Regions from separate parts of the Homo sapiens genome. Here region 1 is linked to region 2. A link is a contact called in ENCODE Hi-C or POLR2A ChIA-PET data. All regions are on one chromosome and are shown on one strand. Each heading gives the region's core, a stretch centred on a gene start or an enhancer-like site at or near the end of the contact. The rest is flanking DNA. Distances are from core to core; before and after follow the strand shown.

Evidence for each region. Hi-C counts contacts between places; a loop is a spot of excess contacts on that map. ChIA-PET counts read pairs that join two places held with the same protein, here RNA polymerase II (POLR2A). Pooled maps may share reads with other maps.
Region 1: a map of left cardiac atrium shows a loop between it and region 2 (4-fold over the local background). The contact joins two enhancer-like sites. A Hi-C loop is called at or near these places in 4 of 168 maps with a recorded cell type or tissue (CD4-positive, alpha-beta T cell, CD4-positive, alpha-beta memory T cell and left cardiac atrium), 1 of 37 single-sample maps with no recorded cell type and 11 of 50 pooled maps. POLR2A ChIA-PET finds 5 or more read pairs at or near these places in 5 of 52 experiments (OCI-LY7, activated CD4-positive, alpha-beta T cell, activated naive CD4-positive, alpha-beta T cell and 1 more).

Annotation. Positions count from the first base shown.
Region 1 is chr13:73,982,473-73,987,989 of GRCh38, reverse strand. The region is part of intron 2 of KLF12 (KLF transcription factor 12); the gene reads left to right. Among named protein-coding and RNA genes, the nearest start is that of KLF12, 150 kb to the left of the region's middle. Within about 2 kb of position 2,894, at least 3 of the 41 ENCODE cell types and tissues checked have a DNase peak (open chromatin) inside an H3K27ac peak, as active enhancers do.
Region 2 is chr13:73,936,384-73,942,273 of GRCh38, reverse strand. All of the region lies in intron 3 of KLF12 (KLF transcription factor 12), which reads left to right. Among named protein-coding and RNA genes, the nearest start is that of KLF12, 200 kb to the left of the region's middle. Within about 2 kb of position 1,958, at least 2 of the 41 ENCODE cell types and tissues checked have a DNase peak (open chromatin) inside an H3K27ac peak, as active enhancers do.

The sequences.
Region 1 (5,517 bases), core at 1,645-4,144, 45 kb before region 2:
AATGACAAACACAAGTCAAAGATTTACATTTCGGCCAGAATCTGTTGAGGCTTATTTCTTTTTCTACCTTCCTCTCCTTCCTTGTCTCACTCTCACTCTTTCCCTCTCTACCCTCCCTCTCCCTGCAGTTCCTCTTTCCTCTTCCCCCACTTCCTCTTTCCTCCCACTTCATCTACCCCCCCACTTTCTCTCTCCTCTCCCACTTCTTCTCTCCCCTCTCCAATTTCCTCTCTTCCCCTCACTTCCTCTTTCCTCCCACTTCCTCTACCCCCCCACTTTCTCTCTCCTCTCCCACTTCTTCTCTCCTCTCTCCAATTTCCTCTCTTCCCCTCACTTCCTCTCCCCCCACTTTCTCTCTGCCTCTCCCTCTCCCCTCTCCCACGTCTGCTCCCTCCCTCCCTTCTTCTTTTTCTCTTCCCTGTTTACACATTTTCATTCTCTGGCCACTTGATTATAGTGGTTCTTCAGCTAAGCTATTTAGAGTACCTTACCAAAGTAATTATTATATTTTACCAGAAATTTTCAAGAGTGATCATAAAAATGATACAAGTGTCTTTCAAATATCATTTTAGTTAAAATTTTTTTACTTACTGAGAACATTATAGTGTTAAAGCAGCATAGTAATTGATTATTAAAAACATTTATTGAAGTATAATATCTATATAGTTTTATGTATCAACAGTTGTATATTATTTTAATAAGGCAGCTTCTTCCCTTCTCTTAAGCTGATGTTAGGTGAGAATTTCTTACTTTTTCTAAAGAATTTTATTTAATAATGTTAATAATTATTGACTCAAGAAGTGTGATTTTTTGTGTCTTACACGTAATCAGTTTTTCAGTGTATCTTATAGTCTAATGGAGTGTAAGTTTCTCAAAATTCCAATTTAAGAATCAATTGATTATTCATATTTAACATGCTGCTTCAACTATTTGTGCTTTTAGAGCAAGACACTTAATATGAAAGTGAATTTATTTTTATTAAAGGCTTTTAATTTGTTTTCTATGGCCACTGTAACAAATTACCACAAACTTAGTGGTTTTGAAAAAAAAACACAAATTTATCTTACAGTTCTGGTGGTCAGAAGTCCAATGGTCTCACTGGGCTAAACTCAAAGTATTGGGAGGATTATATTCCCTTCTGGAGGTCCTAGGACTGATTCCATTTCCTTACCGGCCTCTAGAGCCTACTCAGGTTCCTTGGTCCATTCAACTCCAGCAGCTTTGGGCCAAGTCCTTCTGGTACTGCCATCTCTCTGGTTCTCCCCTTCTACCTCCCTCCTTCACATTTAAGGACTATTGTGATTACTTTGGCCTATCCTAGATAATCCAGGATGATCTCCTTATTTTAAGGTCAGGTGATTAGCAACTTTAATTCCATCTGTGACTTTCATTCCCCTTTGCCATGTAACCTAACAGATTTCAGGGATTAGGACATGGACATCTTTAGGGGGCCATTACTCTGCCAGCCACAGGTTTTCAAAAACGTAAGTGACTGTGATTGCAGGTACATGTTACCTTTGTCATAAACATGTGGTTGGGAATTTTGAAAGAATTCTCATTTTGCTAATTCCATTAATAGTCAAGCAAATTATGATTTATGTCAATCAAAATATAATTTTCTTCCTTCTTGTGATTGGAAGAAAAAAGTCCATTCAAATCACTTTTGCAGCTAAATGAAGCAAGTGATAATATTAAAATTTCCCATTATAAAAAATCTAATAAATATCTAATTTTTTGCAAACAGTAGATTGTTTACCACAGTTTCACATGGTGATACTATGGTTTTATGTGCCTTCAAAGCTAGATGAACTACTTTTAGAATTCATCAGACCTTTTGGCCTAACAAATTTTCCTTTGTTTTTGAATGTTGTTATTTGTAGCGTATCTGATAAAACTGAAATCTAGTTTCAGGAAACATGTTTGGTTATCTCGTTAAAAGCTCTTGAGGTGATAGCATGCACTTACTTACAACCCATACACTTACTAAGACATCCTGTATCTCTTGCAGCTGTGGCTCCGGAGCTGTATTTAAAGTTTAGTTAATACCTAGCCAGCAGCTATCTATTGAAATTAACAGATAGGCTAGGGCTGTTGCCTCTTTCAGGGTAGTGAGATCCTTTAGATTTCAAAGAACTTTTTCTGGGGGAATTTTTTTGATTGTTTTTGTTATCAAAGTGAGGAAAAGTTCTGTATAGCTTTTTCTTTTCATCCGTCTTCACACAGCAGAGAGTCTAAGGGGAGCAAAATCTGTGAGAGGGGCCTTTTGCAGTTTTAATAGCTTCACATCTCAGGGATGACTCCTTTAATTTAGAGTGCTAATAGCTGGCATCTAGGGGAAAATGAAAGGCCGCTTGACAATGAGAAGCTGGAAGATTGAGAGCAAACACATGGAGAGTCGTTAGAGCCAGGACTGTAAGTAAAAAGGGGATGGTAGTTACACAGAGTCTGGGGTTTGGGACCCTGAGCCTGGTTTAAAGCCTCCTTCTAATGTTGCACACTGTGATAATCACTGGTTGTCGGCCTTGCACCCTTCTGCCGTGAGTAATCCCTTTCCCTGTTTTCAATCATGTGCACTCAAATTGAAGGGTAGGTGTTCCTTTTTAACTGAGAGTTGAGTGTCCTTTTTAACTGAGAGTTGGAATCTGGGCACCTTGTGACAACCACGATTTCATCATCCATTGCTGCAAAACAGAGCATCCCAGGTTAGTGGCTTAAAGCAAAAGCAGTATGTGTTTTGCTCTTGAAGTGGCTACTTGGGTAGGACTTGGTGGAGTCGGCTTCTCCTTGCTCTGCTCAGTGGCTGCTGAGGTTCAAAGGCGGATGACTGCAATCATGAAGACTCTCGTCGACATGTTTTCCAGTTAGTGCTGGCTCTCAGCCAGTCTGTTGGCTGCAACGCCTTCATGTGGCCAAGGCTTCCTTAACAGTAAAGCTGCGCACTGGGGAAGGTGGGTGGGGGGATAACACCAGGCAGAAGCTGTGTCACCCTTGGAAGTGATGCCATGTGATTTCCCCCATATTCTGTTCATCCAGGTGATTATAAAGACAGGCTCATTAATTCAAAAGGAGGGGACATATCCCCCACCCCTTGATGGGAGAGTGGAAACATTCTGGAAGAGCACATGTGACTGGAGATACTGTAGTGAACATTTCTGGAAAACAGCATCAGCTACAGTTCATCTTCAAACTGGAGGAATCCGTAACGTTTTGTTTTTCTGGAACTAGTTCTGGTGCCAAATTCTGTATCAGTTGGGGTGTGAAAAGAGAAACAGAATGAGGGGAAAGGTGCCGAATATGGGACTTAAAAGGACTTGACCTCCTATGATGGTAGGAACTAGTTAAGCACATTATATATGGCTGTTGCTTCTATATATTTGGCGCCAGAGCTGAAATCACCAGGGCTAGCAGTCGGGAAGGAAGGATGAGAGTGGAGCGCAGGAGAGGAAGGCCACACTGGATGTACAAGGGCACATGCCAGTCCACATAGACCCTCACTGATCATAAGCCTCTAACTTCAGAGAGGCCAGGGAACTGTGGGAGAAGCTGGCACCCTTCCCTGAGCAAGACGCGTCATGGCCTATGAATAAAATAAGCAGATGAAGGCAATCCCGTGGACCAGCCGCTTCCCTGTGCCAGCGAGGAGAGCAGGCACATAGGCGACAGTGTGTGTGAGCTGCACCTTCCCAGTGTGAGATGCATGCGGCAGGTGCTTCACTACTGCCCCGAGTCCCGCCAGGGTGGCTCTTATAACCCAAAAATGATGGCATGCTGCAGGGAAGACAGTTCTGAAAATGTAGACATGTAGTTGAGATAGTTCAAATCCACCACCAAGTCTTTCCTTGCCTCTTCTCTGCCATTTCACTTGCAGCTCTACCTGCTTGCTGTCCTCCCCACCCGAGGATCTTATAGAGGATTATAGACCTCTGTTGGTTCCTGTTCTTTCCTTGATTTTCCCATTTCTGTCTGAAGCACTGCTCCTGGGACCCACCCTTGTAGTGGAGAGGACAGTGCTGTCACATGAATGGACGTCTCCACATGAGGAAGGCTCATCTGCCCTAGAATACCACCTGCCTGGATTCACTGCTTATGAATTCTGCACGACTCTGAGAACCTGCAAGATTATTTGTGGCCTCTTCTTGCTTTTTCATATGGTACTTGACTCAGTTACTGCTGTCTGTTGTGGTTGAGGCCACTCTGCTCCCTGGATTTGGGATCTTGACTGCCTGTCTATAATGCCATAGACCAGTCAGGCTGGGGCCAGGGCTTTGTGGCCTCAGGGATTTGTGATTGAGAGTTTAGGAAAGAGAAAACATAATATGAGGAAAAGGAGGATTCTGATTTTGTACATGATGGAAATATGTGAATAATTGGGACACCAGGGACTTGTCCAGATAGTAAAGTTTAGAGCAAAGTTATGAGCAAGAATGATAGCAATAGTTTGTATGCAGAATATGAATGAATAATATAAAGGCTGGGAGTAAGTTAGAGGCAAGATTGGCAGGCAGTAACTGGGAGGACACGGTGCTGGAGAACACCCGATAAGCAGGAATGTAGTTAATTCAGACAGAGGTTCACGAACCAGAAGGCACTGATACTGGAGAGAAGAATGGGATGGGTAGTGAAAGGTCCGTGCTGACATCACTAAGTTGAATCATGCTGGCACCAAGAAAGGTGGTGGCATAGGGCAGCTTCTGTACAGCAGGGCTGGAAAGCAAGTGGCTTTTTAATCGCATGTTAAGTCTTAGACTGTGCCAGGGTTGGTTGCCTGGCGTTCTGGTTGAGCCATAGTACAGGACTAGGAAACCCTGTACACTTGAACTTCCAGGAACAAAGATAAAGGGATTCCTTGGTGAGAGGAGTGATGGTAGACAGGGACAGGGTGCGAGCCTCATACTGGATAAGTATTAAGCTGCCTTATAGAGATCTTTTCAATGAATATTTGAACAAGAGGATGAATGAAATGTGAGTAAGAGCAAAAGAAGGAGAATGAGAGAAAAATGAGAATGAATTTTACTTTTTTTTCTTTTTTTTTTGGAAAAAAAGTGTTAAAGAGTATGATTATATGTGACAGAAGAAAGAAAAATGAAATCCTGAAATAAATGAAAAGTGGGTGACAGAAAACCTGAAATACTGAACATTTCTTTTATTAAGATAGAGTTTTCCAGTATGTGGTAGATGAGGGAAAGGGTCTGGTTTACAGGACTTAACTATGAGAAAAATGGCAAGAGAGGGATTTTCCTAAGCAGTTACTCTCCATGGCTAGGCTGATATCTTGGTAAAAATGCTCTGAATGTACTGCTTAGGCTATTGCTAAATATAGTAACAAATATGAAGAGTGTTTTTTTCCTATACCAAGTGTATTTATGATTATAAATCTACACATTTGTGATAACCCAACAATTTTATAATAAGGCATCTAGCAACAAGATTTCTTTTTTATTTTTTAATGGAAGATATCCTTTCTGACAGTTGTCTTTGCCTAAGTGTACATTTACCTTTCAATGATGGAAGATATCC
Region 2 (5,890 bases), core at 709-3,208:
TGTGCATGTTGGAGGAAGGCAAAAACTATAGCAAACCAGTCAGAAACTTAGCCCCAGACCAATGGTCAAAGCCAGGATCGTGGGTTGCTGTCACCAGTCTTGGTAATCTTTAACAATATCCATATAGTTCTTTCCCCTTTATTTTTTGGTTTCAAGGTAAGGTCTACCTGAAATATTTAGGTGCACAAAAAACAAAAGCCACTATTCCCAGCAGTTTTGCAGTGTGAATAAGAACTCCATGTCACATTATTTATAGAAAGCATTTTTTTTGTCCTTAGAGAGGGACATGAAAAGTTGTGGGTTCATAGGTATTGCCTAATGCCTGTTCATGAAAATCGATTTTCCTCCTTGTGAGTGGAGCTGATGTTGGTATTTTAACTCTTATTTAGATTCTGCATGTTGGAGGGAAATAGAACTTTTTTTTTTCCTTTGGGTTTATGTGTACCTCTTAAATATATGACAGATACAATTTCATTCTCTTTTGTAGCAAAGCTTCAAGAGAATCAGCCTGTAGTGTTTAATGAAATGTATAATGATTTAACTCTATTAGAATACAATAATTTTAACAATTTTGTAATGCTTTAAATCAACTCTTGTTTGAAACAAAGTCTAGAATTTTGGTGACTTTCATTTTTGGCCACTTTGCTGGGTTTTTCATTGAGAAGATGCGTTGGGTGTTATATACCATATAATGTTCAGAATCTTAGAACTATTTTTAGATAAGGAGAGCCAGAATTTGGAATATTTCATGACTTCCTCATTTATGACTTAAAGGCTGGTTGAAGTTTAATTCTTTGTAAGAAAAACACATTAGTGAAATTTCAATAAATAATTACACTCACATGTATAATTATGGGCATTTATTTATCTATTTTTTACGACATAGAGTTTTGCTTGCTATGTTGCCCGGGTTGGACTCAAAGTCTTGGGTTCAAGTGATCCTCCTGCATAAGCCTCTCAAGTAGCTGGGGTTATAGACATGTGCCACCATGCCCAGCTGATTATGGACTTTTGAAAAAGATGAGACATGTTAGTTAACAGTGAACAAAAAGCGATAGAAACTTGTCTGTGTCACAACAATGAATGAGAAAGCTTGAAGAAAGCCTGAAGGTGGTACATTGGTTGGAATGTATAATCACTCTGAAAAACCTAGTTTTGGTACTCTGTCTTTAAGAAATAGATACTAATCTCAATCTTTTGGTGAAGAAAAGTTGGTATTTATCTCAGGCTGCACACAGCATTTTAAAGATATGCTACTCTACATGCCCTTGTGTTTCAGTGCACCAGAAAGGCATGTAGTTGTTCTCTGCTGCGTGTTAGAAAGAGTCCTTTAGGTCTTCTGCTGTCAGGTGGGCTCTGCATGTCTCCCCACCCCTCCAAGGAATTCAGGACCTGAGGAGCACATTTCAGAGGTTAAAGACAGACTGGGAACAGGCCTGCATCTCTTCTGTGAAAAGTTCTGGCTGCCTTGCCTCATTCTCTTAATGAGATTTATGCTGTGTGTATGTGGTCATGTGTCTTCAATCAGAGTGTAAACTCCTAGAGGACAAGGACTATTTCTTATATTTCTGGTTTGTATCTCTTATAGTTTCTGGCACATGGTGAATACATTATTTATTCAGCTTGTCTGGGCATTATAATTAGCATGGTGAAAAATATAAAACCAGTCAATAGATAATTGTCAACCTGCTCTATGTCATAGGGTTATTGTGAACATAAAAATCAAAATTGTAAATATTGGAAATACGCATTCTCATTGGTGACAGGAGTCCTCATCTCGTAGCCATGTGAACCGGATAGGTGTGGTAGCATATGGGCACCACCTCTGTGTGCCTTCTGTTTGGAGTTCTCTGACTCTTGCATTTTTAGTTAAGTGAAAGCTAGGTAGATAATTATTGCAGTCACCTGAAATGTGACTTCGGTTTTCTTGCTTGTCGGTAACACAGCACATGCTGCTGGCAGCCTCTAGGAAGGGCATGTGCTCTTGTGATACGCTTCAGGGGCACAGCAAGGAGTGCTTGAATGACTTTGTCTGTGACTTTGGTGCGTGCGTCCTGCTGTTACAAGAGCTTCCCAAATGCTGTTAGCCTTTGGATGTTCTAACATGTTACTAAGCAAAGGACTGAAACAAGAAGAGTATTAGAACTATCACACCCAGAGATAAGGTAGTATATAGAGGATACTGCCCCAGAGATATACTATGTGATTTTATTCCTGGCCCTGCAGTTCACCAGCTGGAATGACATTGGGAAGTTATTTTCTATCTCCAGGCCTCTATGCCCTCATCCATACAGTGGGGGTGCTGGAGATGAGGGCTTCTCTCCCAGGTGAAGTCTGCCATTCTATGATCCTGGTGAGGAGCAAGGGGTGAGACAGAGCCTTTCTGTTTATGCATTTATGAGTCTTACTGCAGTGAAGCTTCCTGTGTATGGAAGTGTAAATTCACAGACTTCAAAGTGAGAAAGACCTGAGTTCAGATGGTATTCAGCCTGGTACCAGCTGTGTGGGTCATGCTTAGTCTCTCTCCTTTAATCCTACTCACCTGGAAGATGGAATTAACCACCCATCTTCACAGGAGCCTGCCTGCCTTTGGTGGGTACTGAGTCAGTGTTCTTTTGAAGAAAAACAGGAGAAAAAGGCCCTATTACTTTCGTTTATGTTGCTGCAATTCTCATGAAGTATCTAGTAGAGATTTCAACATCTATGTTAATTCATAATTCTCCAAGTAGACATAGGGTAGGTAGATCTGAAATTAGAACTCTTTTTTTAATTTGAATTTTTATTTAAGGATATCTGGAAGAATGTTTCAAATTCTGATTAGAGTTTATTATGTGAAATAATGGAACACAAAAAATAATGTCAATAACAGAATAAAAACAGAATCATGGAACCAAAAAAATGAAAATAGTTTATTCTGCCTAATTTTGTGTATTTGAAATTCTTTAAATTAAAATGTTTTAAAAAGAAAAGATGAGCTCTCTAAATAAAAATATTTTTGAAAACTACATAGGTGCAGAGGACTCAGAGGGAGACCTGAAAGCAACATTTCTTAGTCACCCTCACTGTTTATTTCCTAAGTCTGAGGAATCTGCCGCGGGGAAGGAGCTGACCTGAGTGTCTACACTAACTGCAAGGGTGTTGAAGCCATTGGTTATCCTGCCTCTCTTCTCTCCTGTAGAACCAGGTACAGTTCTGATCCGTGGGCCGGCAGAGAAGAGCGGCAATAGTGCGGCAGAAACAGGGAAAGAGATTGGGTGTTTTGCTCATTTTAAGTGCTCTAAGCAGTCAGTAATTGAGTGGAAGACAGATTCCTTTCTGTTACCCTTGGGGAAGCGAGCCTGATGCCTCTTTGCCATAGCCATGTAGCTAGAAAGGGTGCAGGCATTGCCGCAGACAAGTATAGAATCACGTCAATACTCCATGCCTTAACTACCAGGAAATATCCACCTTGGCCAGACCAGAGATTCCTATGCACTCCCTCATTTTAGAGGCAGAACAAAAGAGGATAAGGGAGACTCAGTCTTTTCCCTAGAGGCAGCTTGCAGTAACTCTTAGAAACCATTCTGCAGGACATTAATAACAAGGTGTTGAAGCTATTCCTATATCACCAAGAGCTGACTAGCATCATGAAGTCAGCTGTAATGTAACTTCCTTAAGAGCAGAGCTTATGCTTTATGTTTCTTGTTATTCCTCATCATCTCAGCACAGGAGCTTATGAATCGGCAGGGCTCAATAAGTGGTGATTCATTCATGTGCTATTTGTTGTAAGTGAGAGGCTGTTTGCCACACTGGAATTGAGAGGATTTGGAGACGGGTGCTTTTTTGAAAAAGACTCCAGTCGTTAGGCTTAATAAAGAAATATAGACGGGTGCAGGTATTGTAGCTGAACCTGGAAATGTGCTATGGAATGTTTACTTAACGCAGGAAATAAATTACATTAAAATTCAGTAGCATTAGGGGGAAAAAACCCAACAATTAGCCTAACTTTTTTCCTCAGTAAACCTATTTAATTTTACACTAACGATCTAGTGTACATCTGTGCGTAAAGGCGTAGTAAGACAGTGTTACTTTAATGACTTTATCAGAAGTGAAAAAAGGGCATTATTAAAAATGCCACTTGCATTACCCTTTAACCAGGGGCTCATTATTCCCTCTCCTGCTGTGGAACAGGGGCCAGCGTTTGACTAAATTGGTAGAATTATCTTGGAAATACGAGTTTGCTTATCATTTAATATTCTCTGATGACCTGCTGCTTGAGATCTTTTGATCTGTAGTGAAATCTTTGCATGTCACTACCTGGCTTCAAAGAAAAACATTTGCAGTTGCTGTGTTATGGCTAATGTGAGAAGACCATTTTTTTTTTTAAGCGGAAAGAAATATCTGCTCTTGCAAAACTCCTATTTTAAGAAGAGGTATCCTCCACTAAAGATGCAGAGTTAGACTGATTTTAATAATGTCAGAATGGCCAATAAATATATTAATACAAGGAATTGAAAATCAATGAGCTGTGATAGTAATTACAGATAGTACCCAAGGGAAATATAGCAGGCAGACAAATCCTTTCCCTCAGGGCCTGCCCTGGGCAAAGCTATGAAGTTGAGAATTCTGCCCTTCTTCCCTTTAGCAATGTACTTTCTCTTTCAACTTAATTCTCCTGCCACCCACAATCCAGATGTCCCTGCGCTCTGATGGTGCTGTAATGGTTCAAGGTACCAACAGATGACCAGTTCTAACCACAGTCTCATTAGTTGAAGAGAATGTAAAGTGCCCTTTCCTAGAGTTATTTGCATTTTTATAGGGTCAGTGCTTTGTAAAAAGGAATATTTCTTAAGGAAATTAAATACTCTGAGTGATTTGAGCATTTTGATTTCAGGCAAATTAACCTTTCCAGAATATTTCAGCTTCTACAAGATCATGGTCTGCATTGTCTCCTTGTCTTTGTGGAAGAATTTTTTTAAAAAAATCTGGACCATCAAGCGTGTTTTCTCTGTAGATGTGTTTTCTTGAGCTAATGTTTGCATACCGGTTCAGAGTTTATAAAGTGCATCACAAAAAATATCCTTTTTTATTTATTTATTTTTTTTTGAGACGGAGTCTCGCTCTGTCGCCAGGCTGGAGTACAGTGGCACGATCTCAGCTCACTGCAAGCTCCACCTCCCGGGTTCAAGCGATTCTCCTGCCTCAGCCTCCCAAGTAACTGGGATTATAAGTACATGCCACCATGCCTGGCTAATTTTTGTATTTTTAGTAGAGACGGGGTTTCACCATGTTGACCAGGATGGTCTCGATCTTCTGACCTCGTGATCCACCTGCCTTTGCCTCCCAAAGGGTTGGGATTATAGGCCTGAGCCACTGCGCCTGGCCAAAATATCCTGTTTAACCTTTAGAGGAGTTTTGCTTCTGACCACAAAGGATTAACTCTTGTGGGAATTGACTCCCACCATGAACAACTAGAAACTCAGATGAAATAAGAGATGTTTTTTCACATATTGGACAACAAGCGATGGTCCTTGAGAGGAGAGCAGAAAACGTGATGAACTCTACAGTGGCCTCAGCTTACTGCTTGGAGGTAACTTCCGGGCGGCAAAGCAGGGAGGAAGAACCCAAACAGGGCCTCGCCGTCTCACTGAGCTAAGCAGACAGGGTTTGGTATTTGGAGAAGTTAGGACAACTAGTTTGTGAGAAGAATACTGTAGAGGAGGGAATTGCACAAAGAGAGAGCTCTGGAGATCTCCAGAGGGGCCCACTAAAGGGTTTGGTGAGTACTTATCTTCCTGTGTATTGGAGGAAGGCAAGGAAAGGTCGGCCATACAGCAGTAGGTTGAACAATTCTTGGAGCTCACATAAAGCTGACAGAAATCAGGGTGGAGAGACCTCTTCATATGTGAGG